3 separate regions of the Homo sapiens genome follow, and all the other regions are linked to region 1. Evidence: chromatin contacts called from ENCODE Hi-C or POLR2A ChIA-PET data. All regions are on one chromosome and are shown on one strand. Each heading gives the region's core, a stretch centred on a gene start or an enhancer-like site at or near the end of the contact. The rest is flanking DNA. Distances are from core to core; before and after follow the strand shown. Region 1 holds the start of MAPKAPK2 (MAPK activated protein kinase 2). Region 2 holds the start of NUCKS1 (nuclear casein kinase and cyclin dependent kinase substrate 1). Region 3 overlaps CD55 (CD55 molecule (Cromer blood group)).

Region 1 (2,684 bases), core at 72-2,571:
CACAATGATCAGCCGGGCCGCGGACACCGCCGGCCTCTCCCCGGAGCCGCCCCGCGCGGGCGTGGGAGGGGGCCAGCTGAGGGGGCCAGCTCCGGGATCCAAATAATCCCGCCCCCGCAGCCGGGGGACACCCAGGACCCTCCCGCCGCACACCTCCTGCCCGGCGCGCCCCAAGGCGGCCCGGCTGCCCTCGCGAGGCTCGGGGAAGTGAAATCACACATTCCGGCTCCCAAATAAGGAGCGAGGCTAAATAAACCTCTGCGATCCGACTTCTCCAAACCAACCGACCAACCGGCTCAATGAGTAATGGGCCTTTTGTGCCCGCAGAGAGAGAAAAAGGAGGGAGGAGAGGACGGGGAACCACCAACCCCAAAATCACTTCCTTGAGATGGAGTGAAATTAGCAGAAGTCCCGAAGCCAACCGTTCTGACTCGGCTGGATCCCGCTCAAACCCCAAAATGGCAGGGTCCCCTGAGTCCCCAGGAGCGGGTCCCAGGGCTCCCGCCCGGGAGCGGCCGGAAGCGGTCAGGGAGGCGAGGGCGCTGGGACCCGCCGCCCGCGCCGCACTCGGCACCGCCGGCCCGGCCGCCCCGCCCCGCCCCGCCGCGGCCACCCCTCCGCCCCGCGCCGCGACCCAGGCCGGGACGGGCACCCGACGCCGTGGAGCTCCAGGGCCCGGGACCGGCCCCGCCTCCCCTCCCCGGGCCCCAGACCTACTTTGAGGGCGAATTTCTCCTGGGTCCTCTTGTTGAAGATCTGCAAAACTTTGCCGTTGATGCCCAGCCCCAGGACCTGGCTGGTGACCTTGTAGTCATCGATGATGGCGTTCTTCTTGATCTGCAGGCCGGACTTGACGTGGAACTGCGGGAACTGCTGCGGGGGCGGCGGCGGCGGCTGCGCCGGGGGGTGCGGCAGGGCAGGGGTGGGGGGCTGCGGCGGCGGGGCCGGGGCGGGGAACGGCACCGGCGGGCTCTGGCCCTGGGAGTTGGACAGCATGGTGCCCGGGGACGCCGGGGCACAGGCGGGGGTGCCCGCGGCCGCCCCCTCCTCCGGCTCCGGGCCCCCTCCCCGCCGCCCCCCGACGGGCTGCGAAGTTCGCTCCGGGCTGGAGCCGGCTTCCCCGACCCGGCCCGGCTCCAGGCTCGGCGGGTCGCGGGGCTCCGTGGGTCCCACCGCGCGCCGCTGGCTCCCACCGGCCCGGCGCCCTCCCTCCCTCCCCCCGGGGGCCTGGCGCTCTGGGGACCGCGGGGCGGCGGGGGCCCGGCCGGGGGGAAGCGGCCGCGCGACAATGTACCCAGCCCCGGGCCGGCGGCCGCGTCACAGCCTCGTCTGCGTCCGGGGCCGGTCCTTAAAGGGGAGGGGCGGGGGGCGGGGCCTGGGGAGGCGTGGCGTGGGGGGAGGGGCGGGCCTTAAAGGGGAGGACGCGCGGTGCCGGGAGCTGGGAGGATCGCGGAGTAGGCTGGGGGCTGCTGCCTCGCGGACAGTGAGAGGGGACAGGGAGAGGGGACGAAGAAATGCTAGTTCTTAACCAAGGCTATGCAAAGGGAGAGGGGAGGCGTGTCAAAGGAGCTGCATAATTCAGATGGAAAATCCACTCCTCTCCAATTGTCTGGGCTTCTTAGCGGCAGCGAATTGGGAGAGGGGTGTATTTCCAAGGACAGGGATGGCTTGTAGGTATCCAGCTAGATGAGACCTCGTGGGGGTGGGGGGGAGCTGGAATCACAGGGGTCATTCATCCCAGGAAAAGGTGTGAGCCAAAGGCGGGCGTATTAAATATTTCCCTAACTTCAACATTTTCCTCTGAGGTTTTTTGCATCTCTTTTCTCATTAATTTATTGTTTTTCAGTAAAGACGTATTATTGTGTAACCAGGAGCACTTTAGTAATTATACCTTTGAACATGTTTTCCTGTAAATAAACTAAAAAGGATACAGGGTGGGAAGAGGATGGGTTGAGATTGGGGCCACCTGAATTCCCGCCATCCTTTGCCACGGATTGGCTGTGTGAGGCTGAGCAAGCCTTGCACCTCTCTCTCCGTGGGAAGAACAGCGAGACCTTTTCAAAGGTTGTGGGCAGAGTCAAAGGAGATAATGAAACTGAAGGGGAGGCCCTGGGGAATGGCTTCTGATTTCCGATGTGGAAAAATTAATCCGTAAGAAGTGGGTTAGCCCCGTGTATCTCAGGAAAAGCCCAGGGATCTAGCTGGACCCTGCATAGAAGCTGCCAGGAGGCCTCCACACACATTCTGATGGGGTTCGAGATGACCAAGTACATTCCTGCCGACCTCCTCCCACCTCTGACTGGCAGAACATTTGAGAAATGGCAAGCAACCCAGACAGGTGAACACAAAACCTCAGCTTAAGTCTTGGTAAGGCCAGTTAGAGAATGAGGCTTGACCTATGGCCACACATGCCCCCTAATAGGTCCCCCAAAACTCCAGAGAGAAGACAACACCCCCAGAAGTGGCCACTGGGGATAGAACTTAGGTAGGTAAGGGACAAGTGCAAATGTCTCTTCCCTCATTCACCTTTCCCAGAAGATGCTTGTGGAGGCAGGAATGAGGGGGAGGAGTGAGGGGTGGGAGTTACCCTCCCAACACTGTCCTTTCCTGGGGCAGGTAGGGCTCTGTGGACCAAGGAGAGACATGTTTCCCCCGACACAAACATATGCTCTTCTCAAGCAGCA
Region 2 (2,684 bases), core at 71-2,570, 930 kb after region 1:
GAATCATCACGTCTTCCAGGCCCCACCCTACTCTCTGATAGGCCCCACCTTCACCGTGGGGTCCTGTTAGTCAAGATGCTCTGAGAGCGCACAGCCACCAAACAAAAATGATCGCTTTGACTGTGACAGGGATTGACGTCTATTTTCGATAGCAGACTCAGCCTTAGCCATTCACATAGGAATCCTGAGCTCTGCCTTTGAGAGTATTAGGCATCCAACAAATGCTCACGGATTTAAGTGAAATGATGTGCGTTACTTTCAGTTATATGACTTCGAAGAGTCTTTGTTTTGTTTTTCAAAGTGCAAGGGTAAATCAATAGAATTCATAGGGTCTTGAGCCAGCTCCACCCATCTCTACCCAGGGACGGAATCATCTTTTAAAACTTGGATTTAACACTTACGTAGCACTTACTGTGAGCCAGAGACTATCCTAAAGACTTTTGATAGATATATCAACTCATTTAATACTAATAAGCCTATGCAGTTAGGTACCCTTGTTTCCCATTTTACAGATGAGAAAACTGAGGCACAGAGAAGGAAAGTTATACCACCATTAAGTAGTGGACCTGGGATTCCACCTGAAATACCTTGTGGCCCCTGAGCTCATGCTCTTAGTTATTGTACACCTGACTCTTTTCTTAAAATAGTAATGCACCAGACTGGGACTTTAATGACCCTGAAGTGGATCTCAAGGTCCAGAATGGAGAATGGTAATTGGGGGTGAAGATATTCCTTGATTATGATCCTGCCTCTCTACTCCAGCAGCCTCATTTGGTCCCTGAGGGTTAATGCCGAAGCCAGGGTAAGGGGCTTGTAGGTTTAAGGTCAAATTTTTTGAACCTAAGGAATTTCCCTCCAATTCTGTAGCAGCCCCGCAGTGACGAATCTGCTGCCTCTCCCACGGGTTTTGCTATTAGAGGATTTTCAAGGTGATCAAGGCAGACGAGATGAAACACCATTAAACTAACACTGAGCAACGCTGAACCCTACATAAATCTTTTTTTCTAGTCTTTCTAAGATACGACCCCAGACGAATCTGCAACTCTGGAGTGGAAACCAGGGGGCGGGCTAAGCAGCGACCATTTTTGTTTTGCGGCCGTGCGCTCTCAGAGCATCTTGACTAACAGGACCCCCACGGTGAAGGTGGAGCCTATCAGAGAGCAGGGCGGGGCCTGGAAGACGTGATGATTCAAACGGACTAATGATCTGGGCGCATCTGGCAGAAGTCTCCAATGAGCAGGCGTGTTGGGGAGGAGCGCACAAACCCTAGTGGGTTTGGTTGCACGGCGGCTTTGGCGCATTTTCGGCTGGTTTGATTCATCCATTTTGAAGAGACGGGGGAGCGGGGGGCTCGTCTGTTCCAGGAGCCCTGAACCAAAGAGCAGCGGAGTTTGAGAAGCCAGCAGCTCGGGGTTCGGCAGCAGCGGTCCCATCGGCTGAAGTTCGGGGGGGGTGGGGCGCCGAGCGCGCGGGGTGGGGGGGGTCCTGGTCTTTGGCTTCTCGACTCGGTCCTGTTTCGACAGCGAACATGTCGCGGCCTGTCAGGTCAGTGCGGAGTCTGAGGCCTGGAGCGGGTTGGAGGGGGATGGGGGCGAGTGGTGAAAAGAGTGGGGGACAGAAGGCTAGAGTCCGCCATCCCCGGTGCCGCGCGCGGCCTCCTCCCTTTCGGGGCCCGCGCGCACCCTTGAGCGTGGGGGGCCCTGCTGGCGCGCGGGGGTGGTGGCTGCGCGCCCGTGCGCGCGCCCCTCCCCGCCCCGCGCCGCTGCAGGGCTCCGGTCTGCTCAGCTGCCTCCCCCACCCACCGCACTAGAGCGGGCGGGGTGTCCCTGAGCCGCCAGCGGCCGGAGGGGGAGGGGTGTGAAGTCAGCGCCCCCAAGAGGCCCCACCTCCTCGGGGCCGTCCCCTTGGAGCCAGCGCGGGGAGGCGGGCGGACTCGAGCTCCACTCCCCACCTTCAGCGAGGAGGGGCGGAGGCACCCGTATTGCCCCTTCCCCCAGCGACTGGCGCGGGGGTGGGGGCCCTGAGCCCTCTCTGTAGCGGACGGGGGTGTTCCTGGCAAAGGGGGAGGGGCAGCACTGCCAACCGGCCCCGCCTCTGTCCTTCGGGGTCGCTGCAGGCCCCGCCTCCCGGATCGGGCCGAGCGTGGGCGGGACCCGTTTTTTTCCCCCCGGGCAAAAGTGAGAGTTCGGGACTGGATCCTGGAAAATAATGGGCTGCTGCCTCTCTCCCCACCTCAGAGTTTTGAGAGAGTTAACCCCAAAGTTCGCTCTTTCTCTCCGACTAGAAATGTCCTTCCTCGGGGAAATGTCCGTACTCAGGGAGGTGCGGGTTAACAGCACGGCCCAAATCCCGTGTGGTTCTCGTTCCACTCTCACCCGCGTACGCGTCTCGGGATATTTTTGTAACCCTCTTGTCCCCGAGTGACTTTAGTAATAAAAGGGCTAGGTTCGGGTAACCATCAGACTTCATTCTCGGAATTTCAACAAGTTTGCTATTCCCCCAGCTGTCGGTGGAATCGTCCTATGCCATTCTCCAGGCTATTGTATGGAATGTGCCATTTATGGAGGGGTGTGGTTTAGTCCAATCTGTTGAGGCCTTAAAAAGGAGAGCTGTTGCAAATAAATATTTTTAATGTAAGGAATTGGCTTCTTTGCATAGTGTGTTTTCTAAATAAATAGATAAAG
Region 3 (2,684 bases), core at 72-2,571, 660 kb before region 1:
AAAAAATGTGTTTACCTGGCCAGGTGCGGTGGCTCACGCCTGTAATCCCAGCACTTTGGGAGGCCGAGGCAGGCAGATCTCGAGGCCAGGAGATCAAGACCATCCTGGATAACACGGTGAAACACCGTCTCTACTGAAAAATACAAAAAATTAGCCGGGTGTGGTGGCAGGCGCCTATAGTCCCAGCTACTTGGGAGGCTGAGGCAGGAGAATGGCGTGAACCCGGGAGGCAGAGCTTGCAGTGAGCCGAGATCACGCCACTGCACTCCAGCCTGGGTGACAGAGCGAGATTCCGTCTAAAAAAAAAAAAATGTGTTTACCCATTTTCCCTTTGGTATCCATGAATGCTACATGTTGATTGTTTTCCTAAGACAGTATCATGGGGAGTGGCTTCAAGATGTCTGACTAGATGCCTCTGGTCTTCTCCTCTTCCATGGAGAGAAACCTAAGCAGGAATTACATAATCACATTTTGAAGAGATCATCAAAGAGAGAACACTAGAATTTAACAAACAAGTGACAGGATGCACCAAAGCAAGGAAGGAGACAGAAGCAAGGCAGCCTGTTTGGCTGAGATTGCCTGGAAGCCTGGAGAGACTCCCTAATGCAGGAAAAGAGTAAGTGAGAGAACCCCAGCAGTCCACATTCCCTCTGAAGACTCCCACAATCCTAGCTACAGGAGTCCCTTGATTCTCGTAGGCTCTAGATCTAACATAGGAAGCTGCCTGGAGACAGTGTGATGGCATTACTCCAGAGAGTAAGTTCACACTGAGTACTATAAACCACTGAGTCCTAAGCAGCCACAGCACAAGACTATTTTGAGAGCCCAGCCCCTCCCAGACTGCATCTTGCTCTGTGGCCACTGTTGCCTAAGCCAAAGCAGGAGCCACTGGCAGCGACCTGACACCCCCAATAGAGGAGCAGCCAGGCATTTTCTGGTTCCCTGAGGACAAATTCCAGTGCATGCGGCTATGGCTGCTGCTGGCTGCTTTGGGCTGAGGCATGAGCAAACTGCATGTGCCCCAGCCACCTCTCTGTGGCTGCTCCCAACTGAAAACAACACTGCTGTCCCAAGTAGCTGGTCCACAGCACAGCCACACTGTCCTCACCTAAGCATTCCACCAGTAGCCTAGGAATACTCTACCTCTTCCTACCACAGCCAGCACTCACATGCACCACAGGGAGGCCTGAGGACAAGTCCATCTGGCCCAGCGTCACCCTCTCAGTACACAAGCCTGCCATCAGGTACCCGGATGCTCAGCCAGTCCACCACCAATAGCAGCTGAGCACTCTTCCTGGTGTCTGAAGTCAGGCCCACTCAACCTGCCACTAACATCACAGCTGGTAAGCCACCTGCAGACCTGGAAACTGATCCACCCAATCACCGCACCCACAGCCAACACTGGCACAGACTGCTTGTGTCCCACAGGGTTGTCCCACCACTACTACTGCCATCACCCATGCCCCCACTTGCTGCCAAGTAGCCTGAGAACCAGGTCACCCGCCATTTCTGGCACCCAAGTGAGCCACCTGGAGACCCAATAACTGGCCTGATTGGGCTTGCTAACACTGGTGCCAGCAACATCACCCTGGGCCCAAGGACAGGCAAACTCAGCCCACCACTGCCAACACTTGGGTCCGAACATTGGCCCACATGGCATCCTATTCCCTAGCAAATCTCCACTAGTAACCGCATCCTAAAGCACTGAGGAAATGACAGATACCACTGATGATATTTACAGCTGAAAGTCATACAGAAACTACACTACTGCATGCACCCAGAATTAAAGCCAAAGTGCCCCACCTAACTGACACCATAAATACATCTTCAGGAAAAGTCCTCCCCTACAAAAGCAAATTTGAAAAATTAGAAACAGCAAATATCACATCAGATGCACAGATATCAACTTCAGGATGCAGGAAACGTGAAAAAACAAGAAAATATGATACCACCAAAGGAACACAATAATTCTCCAGCAACAGATCCCAATCAAAAGTAAACTTACAAAATTCTGGGAAAAGAATTCAAAGTTGTGATATTAAAAAAGCTCAGGGAGGTGAGATACAAACTTTAAAATTTGTTTTAAAAAAATACAAAGAAATCAGAAAAACAATTCAGGATATTAATGAGATGTTTATCAAAAAAAGATACATATAAAAGAACCAAACAACTTCTGGAAATAATTTATTGATGAAATACATAATATACTTGATGAAATATTAAATACATAATATACTTGAAAGCATCAATAATAGGCTAGATCAAGCAGAAGAAAGAATCTCAGAACTTGAAGACAGGTCTTTTGAGATAACACAGTCAGATAAGAATAAGGAAAAAAGAATAAAAAAATGGGCAAAGTTTACATGACATATGGGACACCCTAAAGTGGCCAACTATTCAAATTTTAGGAGTCTCAGAAGGTGAAGAGAAAGTGAAAGGATTAGAAAATCTATTACTAAAACAACAGAGGAAAATTTCTCAAGTCTAACAAGAAATGTAGACATCCTGACACAGGAGGCTCAGAGATCACCAAGTAGATACAATTTAAAAAGGTCTTCTCTGGCCCGGTGCGGTGGCTCATGCCTGTAATCCCAGCACTTTGGGAGGCCGAGGCAGGTGGATCACCTGAGGTCAGGAGTTCGAGACCAGACTGGCCAACATGGTGAAACCCTGTCTCTATTAAA

Evidence for each region. A loop is a pair of places that touch in the nucleus more often than their neighbours do. ChIA-PET counts read pairs that join two places held with the same protein, here RNA polymerase II (POLR2A). Pooled maps may share reads with other maps.
Region 2: a loop to region 1 is called in a pooled map, with 10 times the contacts of the local background. The contact joins the promoter of NUCKS1 here to the promoter of MAPKAPK2 in region 1. A Hi-C loop is called at or near these places in 2 of 37 single-sample maps with no recorded cell type and 9 of 50 pooled maps. POLR2A ChIA-PET finds 5 or more read pairs at or near these places in 1 of 52 experiments (Panc1).
Region 3: a loop to region 1 is called in a map of gastrocnemius medialis, with 22 times the contacts of the local background. The contact joins the enhancer-like site here to the promoter of MAPKAPK2 in region 1. A Hi-C loop is called at or near these places in 1 of 168 maps with a recorded cell type or tissue (gastrocnemius medialis), 1 of 37 single-sample maps with no recorded cell type and 3 of 50 pooled maps.

Annotation. Positions count from the first base shown.
Region 1 is chr1:206,683,542-206,686,225 of GRCh38, reverse strand. It overlaps MAPKAPK2 (MAPK activated protein kinase 2), which reads right to left and starts at 1,321. Exons shown (of 10, transcript NM_032960.4): 1 at 718-1,321. The coding sequence starts at 996. LOC124904495 (a long non-coding RNA gene) reads left to right here and starts at 1,420. Exons shown (of 3, transcript XR_007066833.1): 1 at 1,420-2,485; 2 at 2,683-2,684. RefSeq lists silencers at 56-145, 556-645, 656-705, 1,166-1,345.
Region 2 is chr1:205,748,818-205,751,501 of GRCh38, reverse strand. It overlaps NUCKS1 (nuclear casein kinase and cyclin dependent kinase substrate 1), which reads left to right and starts at 1,320. Exons shown (of 7, transcript NM_022731.5): 1 at 1,320-1,545. The coding sequence starts at 1,529. RefSeq lists an enhancer at 877-1,126 and a silencer at 1,547-2,146.
Region 3 is chr1:207,344,893-207,347,576 of GRCh38, reverse strand. All of the region lies in intron 9 of CD55 (CD55 molecule (Cromer blood group)), which reads right to left. Among named protein-coding and RNA genes, the nearest start is that of CD55, 25 kb to the right of the region's middle. RefSeq lists an enhancer at 731-1,231. Within about 2 kb of position 1,321, at least 4 of the 41 ENCODE cell types and tissues checked have a DNase peak (open chromatin) inside an H3K27ac peak, as active enhancers do; they include gastrocnemius medialis, where a contact is called at or near this core.